Linked DNA regions of Homo sapiens: all the other regions are linked to region 1. A link is a contact called in ENCODE Hi-C or POLR2A ChIA-PET data. All regions are on one chromosome and are shown on one strand. Each heading gives the region's core, a stretch centred on a gene start or an enhancer-like site at or near the end of the contact. The rest is flanking DNA. Distances are from core to core; before and after follow the strand shown.

Evidence for each region. Hi-C counts contacts between places; a loop is a spot of excess contacts on that map. ChIA-PET counts read pairs that join two places held with the same protein, here RNA polymerase II (POLR2A). Pooled maps may share reads with other maps.
Region 2: a loop to region 1 is called in a map of naive thymus-derived CD4-positive, alpha-beta T cell, with 2.3 times the contacts of the local background. The contact joins two enhancer-like sites. A Hi-C loop is called at or near these places in 1 of 168 maps with a recorded cell type or tissue (naive thymus-derived CD4-positive, alpha-beta T cell) and 7 of 50 pooled maps. POLR2A ChIA-PET finds 5 or more read pairs at or near these places in 2 of 52 experiments (activated naive CD4-positive, alpha-beta T cell and naive thymus-derived CD4-positive, alpha-beta T cell).
Region 3: a map of CD8-positive, alpha-beta T cell shows a loop between it and region 1 (2.5-fold over the local background). The contact joins two enhancer-like sites. A Hi-C loop is called at or near these places in 2 of 168 maps with a recorded cell type or tissue (CD8-positive, alpha-beta T cell and PC-3), 2 of 37 single-sample maps with no recorded cell type and 1 of 50 pooled maps. POLR2A ChIA-PET finds 5 or more read pairs at or near these places in 2 of 52 experiments (CD4-positive, alpha-beta memory T cell and activated CD4-positive, alpha-beta T cell).
Region 4: a loop to region 1 is called in a map of naive thymus-derived CD4-positive, alpha-beta T cell, with 2.7 times the contacts of the local background. The contact joins two enhancer-like sites. A Hi-C loop is called at or near these places in 7 of 168 maps with a recorded cell type or tissue (CD4-positive, alpha-beta T cell, CD4-positive, alpha-beta memory T cell, CD8-positive, alpha-beta T cell and 3 more), 7 of 37 single-sample maps with no recorded cell type and 19 of 50 pooled maps. POLR2A ChIA-PET finds 5 or more read pairs at or near these places in 1 of 52 experiments (AG04450).

What each region holds. Positions count from the first base shown.
Region 1 is chr3:177,056,573-177,059,093 of GRCh38, forward strand. The region is part of intron 3 of TBL1XR1 (TBL1X/Y related 1); the gene reads right to left. Among named protein-coding and RNA genes, the nearest start is that of TBL1XR1-AS1, 20 kb to the left of the region's middle. RefSeq lists enhancers at 1,422-1,481, 1,522-1,591. Within about 2 kb of position 1,264, at least 4 of the 41 ENCODE cell types and tissues checked have a DNase peak (open chromatin) inside an H3K27ac peak, as active enhancers do; they include CD8-positive, alpha-beta T cell, where a contact is called at or near this core.
Region 2 is chr3:178,000,537-178,003,057 of GRCh38, forward strand. No RefSeq gene overlaps it. Among named protein-coding and RNA genes, the nearest start is that of LINC02015, 180 kb to the left of the region's middle. Within about 2 kb of position 1,260, at least 3 of the 41 ENCODE cell types and tissues checked have a DNase peak (open chromatin) inside an H3K27ac peak, as active enhancers do.
Region 3 is chr3:177,641,672-177,644,192 of GRCh38, forward strand. The region is part of intron 3 of LINC00578 (long intergenic non-protein coding RNA 578); the gene reads left to right. Among named protein-coding and RNA genes, the nearest start is that of LINC02015, 170 kb to the right of the region's middle. Within about 2 kb of position 1,265, at least 6 of the 41 ENCODE cell types and tissues checked have a DNase peak (open chromatin) inside an H3K27ac peak, as active enhancers do; they include CD8-positive, alpha-beta T cell, where a contact is called at or near this core.
Region 4 is chr3:177,596,375-177,598,895 of GRCh38, forward strand. The region is part of intron 2 of LINC00578 (long intergenic non-protein coding RNA 578); the gene reads left to right. Among named protein-coding and RNA genes, the nearest start is that of LINC00578, 160 kb to the left of the region's middle. Within about 2 kb of position 1,262, at least 28 of the 41 ENCODE cell types and tissues checked have a DNase peak (open chromatin) inside an H3K27ac peak, as active enhancers do; they include CD8-positive, alpha-beta T cell, where a contact is called at or near this core.

The DNA of each region.
Region 1 (2,521 bases), core at 14-2,513:
GCTTAAATGTTGAATTCAACTAGAATATTTTCTTTATTTCTAGCCATGGCATTACATAGCAGTTTAAAATTACTATGTTCAAAATCAATTTTCTTCTTCCCCTCCCTAAAACTACTTTTCCTTAGAAACTTCTGATCTCATTTCACTACACCTGAAAGTCATAGTCATCCTAACTCCCTCTTCTCTCTCGGTCCCTTGGCATTTGACAATTTACCAAATCCTACCATCCTACTCCAAATCCTACCACTCTACCATCTGTAGATGCTCATCACCTTACCTTTTCTGCCAGATCTGCGTTTAGTCCCCATTACCCTTTGCTATACACATTTCTTTCCCCTCCTCCTCAATTCAGTATATATGCCAAGCTACAGCTAGACTATTACTTGTAAAACAAAAAACTGAACATATCACTTCTTGCTTGAGAATTTTCAATGATCCCCTTGGCCTTCATAACAAAGGTCAAACGCCTAATTATGGCACACAGTTGTTTCTGTAATCTGGCTCTTCTGTCTCTCCAGTCTCATCTCAATACTACACACCCCGTCTCACTCCCATTACACAATAAATTCAAGTGGTGGCAAATTACATCTAACATCTTGAATATGCTGTGTTATACATCATGCCTCTGAGCCTTATGTCCTCCTTTGCTCTTTCTCCTATCTGAATGGAGGTGAAATCCTCTTTCACTACACCAGGGCTAACCAGTCTCTCCTACGCTGATCCTAGAATTTCTGTATGTGTGGCACTTACCACACTGGTTATCAACTGTGTGGCTATGGTTGTTTGCCTGTGTGTGACTACTAGACTGGGATCCTGACAAAAGGGTTTAAGTCTAGTAATCCTTTAATTCTGGGAAACTAGCACATTACCTGAGTCAACAAGTACTCAATAAACATTTTTTAAATTAGAATGCAATTATACTATAATGTATTTTGGCACATCAAAAAAATCTGTGACTCCAGAAAAAGCATATGACTTAAGTCTTCCTTGGAAAAATCTAAAACTTGAACTAGTTTTGTGCCAGAAGCTATTTCCATTTATCTGTAAATATATATATGCAGAAAAAGGCTTTTTCCAGGGACAGCTTTTGATTTATATAATAGGAGGCAAAAGAGACCACCTAAATCTGTTAGATGTTAAAATCCGGCATGACCATCTAAAATAGCATCCCTTCTTTCCAAGTGTAAGAGCAAATCTGATAGTACCTCTGTAATCAAGTACTCTAAACACTGACTAGGGTATTGAGACTCAGGGAGAAGAGAGACTCCAGAAAGAAATAAGACTGAAACACATGAAGTATATAGTCATTCAGTGACAGAGACGAGCAACGACAGCTGGCAGGGAGTGGGGTGGCACGCATGAAGATCACAAAACAGCCATTTTCTATAGATCGCTTGTTTCAGGAAGTGCTTTCTGTAAGGATGTTAGGGACTGTGTTCTCAAAGGGGAGTTAGTCATACAGAGCCTGCCAACTCTACCTTGCAAATAGGCAATACAAGAATAAGAAAATGGACTCTGAACACCATGATTATGGTACAGGATGACTAGATGAGACAAACTGGTAAAAAAGGCAAAGCTTAAATATGACCACAACATACTGCCCTAGTCTGAAACGAAAATCTGATTGATCCAAGGTCCTATATAAGCTTCAAGTCAGAAAAGCTCAGCAAATTATACTCATGTTCTCATCATCAAATGCTTTCTTGACTCCAACTCTGCCCTACAGATCCAGATTTTAGAAAAGGTAAATAGGATGGGGAAAAAATGACACAGGGGATCTTTGTTATTGAAGAGCTAGATCTAGTACTGATACACTAGCTATAAAATTTCGTGCCCTAATTTTGCCCTTAAAAATACATGTAACTATGAACATTTTATATAAATAATACTTTCTGAAATAATTTTAATAGCATCATAATATTCAGCCAGTAAATTATTCACGCCATAGCTGGACCTTCGAACTTTTCCAATGATCACTATTTTAAAAGAATATTACCTCAAATATCTATATGTATAGGCTTTTGCCATGTACAATGTGTGTTGTTTTTTTCTCCTTAGGATGGATTCCCTCAAAAGCTGAAGGGGATATAAGCATTTTAAAGAAGGTTTTCATCATTGCCAAATTGCTTTCCAAAAAGATTATTAATAATGCCAAAAGCAATTTCCATGTTTCCTTATACTCTCGCTATGCTGGCTAGTCCTAAAAAACATTGAACAAATTCTCTGTTTGGCAACTATTAAAGGACCATTGTCCCTTTGATAAGTGTGCTAGCAGGAATGTGTAATACGAATTTCCTGTGTCAGCAAAAAATGGTAATTCAGCTTACAAAAAGAGGAGAAAAACTTATTTGGGAAAAAAAAAGAATTGTAATTATCAGCATTTATGACAACTGCTTGCTGTTTATTGTCAATTAGTCATGGATACAACCATGTGTGTAAAATCAAGGTTATTCTGTATTTCATTTGATTATAAAACAAAACTATATACCTACTTGCACTTCTGTAGCTGGTCATCTACTGA
Region 2 (2,521 bases), core at 10-2,509, 940 kb after region 1:
ATTTCCTGAGGCCTCCCCAGAAGCAGAAGTCTGTATAGCCTGCAGAATTGTAAGCCATTTAAGCCTCTTTTCTTTGTAAATTACCCAGTCTCAGGTAGTTCTTTATAGCAGTGCAAGAATGTACTAATGCATTCTGCTGCACAGGCTGGGGTGCAGTGGCGCAATCATAGCTCACTGCAGCCTCAAACTCCTGAGCTCAAGCAATCTTCCCATCTTAGTCTCCTGAGTAGCACAGACTACAGGTGCATGCCACTATGACTAGCTAATTATTTTATTTTTTGTAGAGACGGGGTCTCACTATCTTATCCAGGCTGGTCTCAAACTCCTGGTTTCAAGTGATCCTCCCACTTTGGCCTTCCAAAATGCTGGAATTACAGGCATGAACCACCACTACCTGGCCCATACTTGATTTTTTTTTTTTTTTTTTTGAGACGGAGTCTTGCTCTGTTGCCCAAGCTGGAATGCAGTGGCGTAATCTCGGCTCAATGCAAGCTCCGCCTCCCGGGTTCATGCCATTCTCCTGCCTCAGCCTACCGAGTAGCTGGGACTACAGGAGCCCGCCACCACGCCTGGCTGATTTTTTGTATTTTTAGTAAAGACGGGGTTTCACCATGTTAGCCAGGATGATCTCGATCTCCTGACCTCGTGATCCACCTGCCTCGGCCTCCCAAAGTGCTGCGATTACAGGCGTGAGCCACCGTGCCCAGCCTTGATTTTTTAAAGGTAGTTTCTATCTGTTGTAATTACTATTTGTTCCTATATATAATCCGTCTTTCCTACTAGATACCTTAACATATTAATAATGGCTATTTTATTCATCTGATTGCTTTAAAATCTAGGTCATTTCTTTGGTTTTGTGGATTGCTTTTACCATTAACAATTGATAGCTCTTTTTGGGTTTCATTTGTGTGCCTTGTAGTTTCAATTGAGTGATTCCATTGTGTGAAAAGGAATTACTGGGTCTGAGATTAATAGTATTTATGTCTGGAAAAGGACTTGCATCTTCTTTGGTGAAGTTCTTAGCATGGTGAGTGGATTTAATATAGTTAGTTGTTGATCTGGGCTTGGATTATTTTCCTTGATAATGCTGTTCTAATGTAGCACTGGCTTTAAATCTTACAGCATTTGTCTTCCATTAGCTTGTGCTTAGTGTGGTGCCTGGGGACCTGGAGGATCTTTCTCAGTGCTGGAGTTGTACTCTCTGGTTTTGGTAGAACCACCCTGCATAGCTGTGCCACACAGGGAGTTTCTCTCCTAGCTCGTGACCAGCAGTACACTGTTGTTGCATGTTAGTTTTGCTAGGTTTGTAATGGAATGATGGCATTTTTGTTTTGTTTTATTTTCCTGGTCAGTCTTAGGCAAGATTTGTGTGCCTGGGCCTCAGGGGTGGGGCTTTCTCTACATCCTGTTCTTCTTTTTCACCCCAGCCAAACACTGCTTTATATTTTTTTGTGGTCTTAGGTAGGAGTTTCCTGTTCTTCCTCCAGTTATGACAGATCTCTTTGTGTTATGAGTGTAGGATGCTAGGTTCAAGACAATTTCTTGCCTTTCCCCCAATGTCTTAGTCCATTTGGGGAGCTATAACAGAATGCTATTGACTGGGTGACTTATAAACAACAAATTTATTTCTTACAGTTCTAGAGGCTGGAAAGTACAAGATCAAGGTGAAATCAGACTCTGTGTCTGGTGAGGGTCCTCTTCCTGGTTCCTAGAAGGTCATCTCCTTTCTGCATCCCCACATTGCAGGAGGGTTGAGTGATCTCTCTGGGGTCTCATTATGAGGACACTAATTCCATTTCTGAGTGCTTTACTCTCATGATCTAATTACCTCCCAAAGGCACCAGCACACTGAGGATTAAGTTTCAACATATGAATTTTGAGGAGATACAAACATTCAGTGTATGGCACTCAAGTAGAAGGACTTTTGCTTTTACTTCCATCTCAGCAAGAATGGAGGCTGTGTCCTAAGGATGAGAAGCTTTTCTACTCCTTTCCCAATAAAATGTTGGTTTTATTCTACTCCTATACCAGAAGCAATGCATCTTTACCCATTTGCTGAGAGTGAGAGCGTTCATTGCCCTTCTCTAGAATATTAAGGCTTTTGTTTTGTAGGAAAGAACAGTTCAGGGAAGTAGGCACAGCTCTGGCCTGGTCATTAGTAACTGCCAATCATCTCCTTTATGCCTGTGCCACACTGAGTGGCACTCTTCCCTGTAACCTGCTCATCCTCCAGTCTTTCTTGTAAGCATCTGATAGAAGTCTGTGGAATAGAAAATGTGAGTGTTGGCTTCCCTACATCTGGTTCTACCAGCTCTTCTAAACTTACATGCTTGACCACACTTAGTATTGAAGAATTTATTAAGCTTTTGCTAAGTTGTTTTTATCCATTTTATGTTGTATACTCTGATGTAGGTGAATAAGTTTGTGTATCTGTTTTTTTTTTTTTTTTTTTTTTGAGGCTTGCCCTTCTTTGGAATTGCATTTATTTGATTGTCTTATATCATGAATTGAGTGTTGGTAT
Region 3 (2,521 bases), core at 15-2,514, 590 kb after region 1:
ATAGTTGCATCTTCTATGCATTTAACTCAAGCAATTTGACCTATAAACCAATGGCAATGGGGCAGGGGCTAGAAAGAAGTCAAGAAGACAGGGTTAGATTAAAAGATCAAGAAGGAGGGAGAGTGAGAACAGAGGCAACACTTGATGTAAAAAACATTTCTGTTGAAAAAGCAGTGGGTTTAAGTTGGGAGATATTGAACCAAATTGCCTATTTGCGCTTTGTACCCTGTGCACTCTGAGCGTGCAATTTGCTATCTTTGAATCCATCTACAGGGAACAGATAATCCCTTTTCGATAAGTATCTTAAAAATGTGGGGCCGCATATGTTGCTTGTTTTGACCATACGTTCTGCTCCTCTCATTTGATTAATAAGAATCATGAGCAGCTCTAGAAAGAAGAGGGGTCTACAACTTTCCTTCTGGGCTGAGTGGGCAGGTGAACGACAGGGCGGGAGGGCCCATTGGAAAGGACTCTGAACCCTCCACTTCTTGGGGCCATACTGGGTCTCAGCTGAAATCAAGCTGTTTGTCTGGGGCATGGAAAAGGTTAATGAAACTTCTCCTCGTCATCTCTCCCTCTCTCACTGTGAGGTGACTGTTGCAGTGGGTGCAGACTCAGCCTGGGAGAGCTTATGTGCTCCTGCTTAATTGTTTGGGAGCTAAACAACAGACATGGAACAGTGAGAGGCAAACTGTTTCCTGGGTATATGTTCAGAGGGGCACTGCTTAAAGCACTTCAAGCCCTCCCCCAACCCCCTACCATTGTTTTTGAAATGAGGTGAAGTAATTATATGAATAAATGGAATCCCAGAAAATCACAAGAGAAGAAAACTCCTTCTCCCCATTCAGATTATTTTCAGACAGCTCATTTACTAAACGCCAGGCAACCATTCCCTTTCAGCGTTCTTTCTCCATTGCCAGCTCAGCTCCTGGCTGCTGCTGTGCTGGGTGCTGGGTCCCAGGCTCCACCACAGGGATGGTTCTGGCTCAGCAGTTTGCATAGCCCAGCCCCCTCCACAACCTCCCATGCCCACGGCACTGCCACCAAGCACACCACCTGAGAGCAGTAGTGAAGCAGTGGGCACTGTCACAGGGACCAGAAAACTGTTAGAGGAGAACATCCACCGCGGATTTCTCTAGAGCTGCAGCTGTGGGAGGCACTTTGGCCTAGCAGCATCTGTCAGAGATATTTTCAGAAACCAACTTAATACAAAAGACACACACTGCAATATTAATGGTAGTCTCTGTACATCCGATGTTTGAGAGCCGTCCTTTGTGCCATGATGTACCTTGATGGCAGCTGCTCGAGTTGTCAGATCCTGTAAAAGCCACAAAAATAACAGCACAATACTTATTGGCTGAATGGTTTTGAAACAGGAAATGTTTCTAGCATGAAAGAAGATGAAATTTATGCTAACAACCAAAATAATCTCAAATCTGGGTTATTAAAACCAATATTGTATTTTTAAGAAGCTGCACAAACTTAGCTAACAGACTTTAAGAAAACCAAGTAGGCCGGGGTGTGGTGGTTCATGCCTATAATCCCAGCACTTTGGGAGGCCAAGGCGGGCGGATCACGAGGTCAAGAGATTGAGACCATCCTGGCCAACACGGTGAAACGCCGTCTCTACTAAAAAATACAAAAATTAGCTGGGTGTGGTGGCATATGCCTGTAGTCCCAGCTACTCAGGAGGCTGAGGCAGGAGAATTGCTTGAACCCTGGAGGTGGAGGTTGCAGTGAGCCGAGATCGTGCCACTGCACTCCAGCCTGGAGACAGAGCAAGACTCCGTCTCCAAGCCAAGAAAAAAAAAAAAAAAAAAGAAAACCAAGTGATTCTGAGTGGCATTAGATAAAATGAGCAACGTTAACTGTGGAAACAACGTAACTGTGGAATTAGCATGATAGTAATGAATCAGGACTGTTCATTCCTCTCTACTTTTTATTTGGTGGTTGAGGGATTAAATCTTTTTTATAAATGGGGGAAAAAACAAAAGTCTCAAAGTGGTGTGGAAAATTCCGTTTTCAGGTGCCAGGTCATGTATACATCACTGATTATTTTCATTGGAAAGCATAATAAATCTCCACAGGACACAAAGCAAAAACTTTGGGTTATTTCAGGTATTAGTTACATTTTCAAAAAGTTTTTCTAATGCAGTCTTTTATTTCTCTTATTGGTTTACACATATTTGTCATGAACTACCACCCAAAGAACAGTTTTATAGCCATACTCAGCACCAGGTTTCATTACATCGATTGTGCAGATCAAGAAACCCGTAGTAATAAGGACATGGCAACACAGATAAGCAGCTCCAAATCCTTACACATTGGCCAAGCAGTAAGGGGCATTCTGATTTGCTTTCAAATGTCTATTCAATTTGTTCAAATGGGCAAGAATTCCCTCACAACTCAGAAGACATTTCTATGAAATATTTTCATGCCTTTGGATAATTTTTCAGCAGTAAAAATGGAGGAGAGAAGAGGCTGAAAGGAAAAAAATATATCTCTAATTTTCTTCTGCCCT
Region 4 (2,521 bases), core at 12-2,511, 540 kb after region 1:
AGGAGACTACAGTGAAGTCTTCCAGAAACTCTGGGGAACTGGTCACATTCACAGGTCACAGGCTCTGACTCAGACGTGGCTTTGTCTAGGTTGTGGACTGCTGGAGTCTTTCCAGGAAGAGAACACCTTCCTTTTATCTTAAAACCATGCTGTGATTGCCCCAACATATTCCTGACTGCCCAAACCTTGTTAACTAGGCGAGCCAGATAGAATTTGAGTGCATGCTCATTAAGCATAGATGCTTGGATATACACATATACGTACAGCAAGGAGTCATGCCAGGAAAAGGTGCCAGACCCCAGTGCTGTGGAATTATACTGGATTTCTGTGGCAAAAGCATCATGGAAGACCCTTTTGCAAGGGAGTGGGCTTTGCCAGAGTTTTCATGCAGAGTCATAAGGATATTCCCTTTTAGCATTTGGCACCAGTTATTTTACACCAACTTGTGAAGCACAGTGCCAAGTTCTATTGCCTGGAATCTCCTTAAAGGTTTACTCAGATGTTGAAAGAAGCATCCAAAGTCATATTTTCTGTTGTTTATTCTTTTGCTTTTTTTTTCTCTTTGCAAATGAAAACCAGAGGTGTAAGTGTTCCATCCCAAAGGAGGAAGATTGTATCAAAAGCTATACCTCCTTCTGCTCACTCATACAACTCCCATGCACATCCCTTGGCTTTAATCACACAGCTTTCCACGCTGCTGACTATGCCAGGGCAACTCTGTTCTGCATGTCTGTATTGCTTCAGGGCACATTTCAGACCAGAACTGGATGGACTCACCTGGCTGGGTAATTTAGACATTTGTGGTTTGCAATGTTCCAGTGTGCTCCAAGCTATCCCAGCTTACTGGTTTCTTCCCAGGAAGTGGGAGAAGACTTTATCCATTTGTTTTCTGACAAGAGACATTATGGCCATAATTTAAGCAGTTTTCCAGAAGTTTGGCAGCAGAGGGTTACAATCTAGCAGGATTCGGTATTGCCTAAGCAAATTTGAATTTGTACTCTGGCTCACTCAGCCCATTTTAAACCCAGCAGCCTGGGGAGAATGAATCCTTATGAAATCAATGCGGTGGCTTCAGTTTCCTGTGGATGGCTTCCAGAAATGCTCCAGACATTGCTGAATGCTCTAGGTAGACTCTCAGTGCTTCGACCAAGGCACATTCAGACAAGCCTTTTTTGATTCACTACATATATTTCTGTTTAGAAGCGGCAAGGCTGAACTGATGACCCTGCAACGCGGTTTTGTTTCCCTCTCATTATCTATCTGGCTTCACAGGAAGTGAATGCTTGGCTGGTGAAGACAAAAAAGCTGTTCTCCAGCCTCATGCTTCATGGCTGGAACATAGCCAGTTTAGGCTTGTGAAGAGTCCATTAAAAACACACGGAGGCAGTTGAGGGATGGGATCTGTGTATGTACAGGTCTTTCAAACGTAGGCAGCCTATGTTTGGCTTATGGGGCTTGGAGGAGAGGCCTTCTTTGATGTGATTCTTGGATCACATATTGATTAAAAAAAAAACAACCAGAAGTCTAATACCCACTGTAATGCATCCAGCAGACAACCTCTTAGCATCTCTATAGAGACCTTTCCTCCTTTACTGGGTCACACTTAGGGCACATTTAGCTCTCAGATAACCTTAAATAACCCACAGTTCATTTCCTGTTGACTTCGTGTATCCTCTACTTCCTGAAAGGTTTTCTTCTTTTTTTTCAGTTGCCACTCATCGTTAATATGACATTCTCCAGGTCTTCTCCGCACTTCAGAATTCTCTTCTGGGCTTTTGAATGTTCTTGTTTTTTTGCTGAATTGTTTTTCCTGGGTTTTCATCTTCTCTTACCCTGTTCACAGTGGAGAGGGGACTACATTTCACCCCTGCTGTCTCAGAATGTTTCTCATGCTTAACATTCTATTTTCCTACTGACTTGGACAAATTGCATTATAACCTTTGATCTGGCACAGTTCAATCACATTTTGGCTGGAAATGTTTTACACATTAAAATGATGAAGGATGACTTTATTTGCCAGACAAAAGATGTTTAAAATGGAAAAAAAGAAAAAAAAAACTCAAAAAGGTCTTTCTGGAGCTACTGTATGAAAAAGACTCTTGAATATGTAAAAGCTTTTGGAACACAGAAGGGAGTCAGTTGCTTCACTTTAGAGTCAGTTTAGCAAAGGACGGATTTGTGGTGACTTGTCACGGCCTTGAGATTTTTGAAAGCAGGTCTCTCCAGAAAGCCTGTCCTTAAAGACAGAGTGGCTTCTTTCCCCTTTGGCTAAGACTGACTGCCAAATTTCACCAGGTTGCATACCCAATGGTGGAAAGTGCCAGCTTCTTGGCTTTGCATAGGCAAATTCCTACCTCCCTATTTTCTCTCCAGTCAATGCAGCAGTCTGTTTATGCTGTGCAGACGGATACCCACCAGACAGGGTTTTCTGAACCTACTAGTCTATTTAGGATCCAGTTTTTTTTTTTTTTTACAGTGCTGCAGCCTAATTAAGCTTGGCGATATCATTAAACTTCTATTC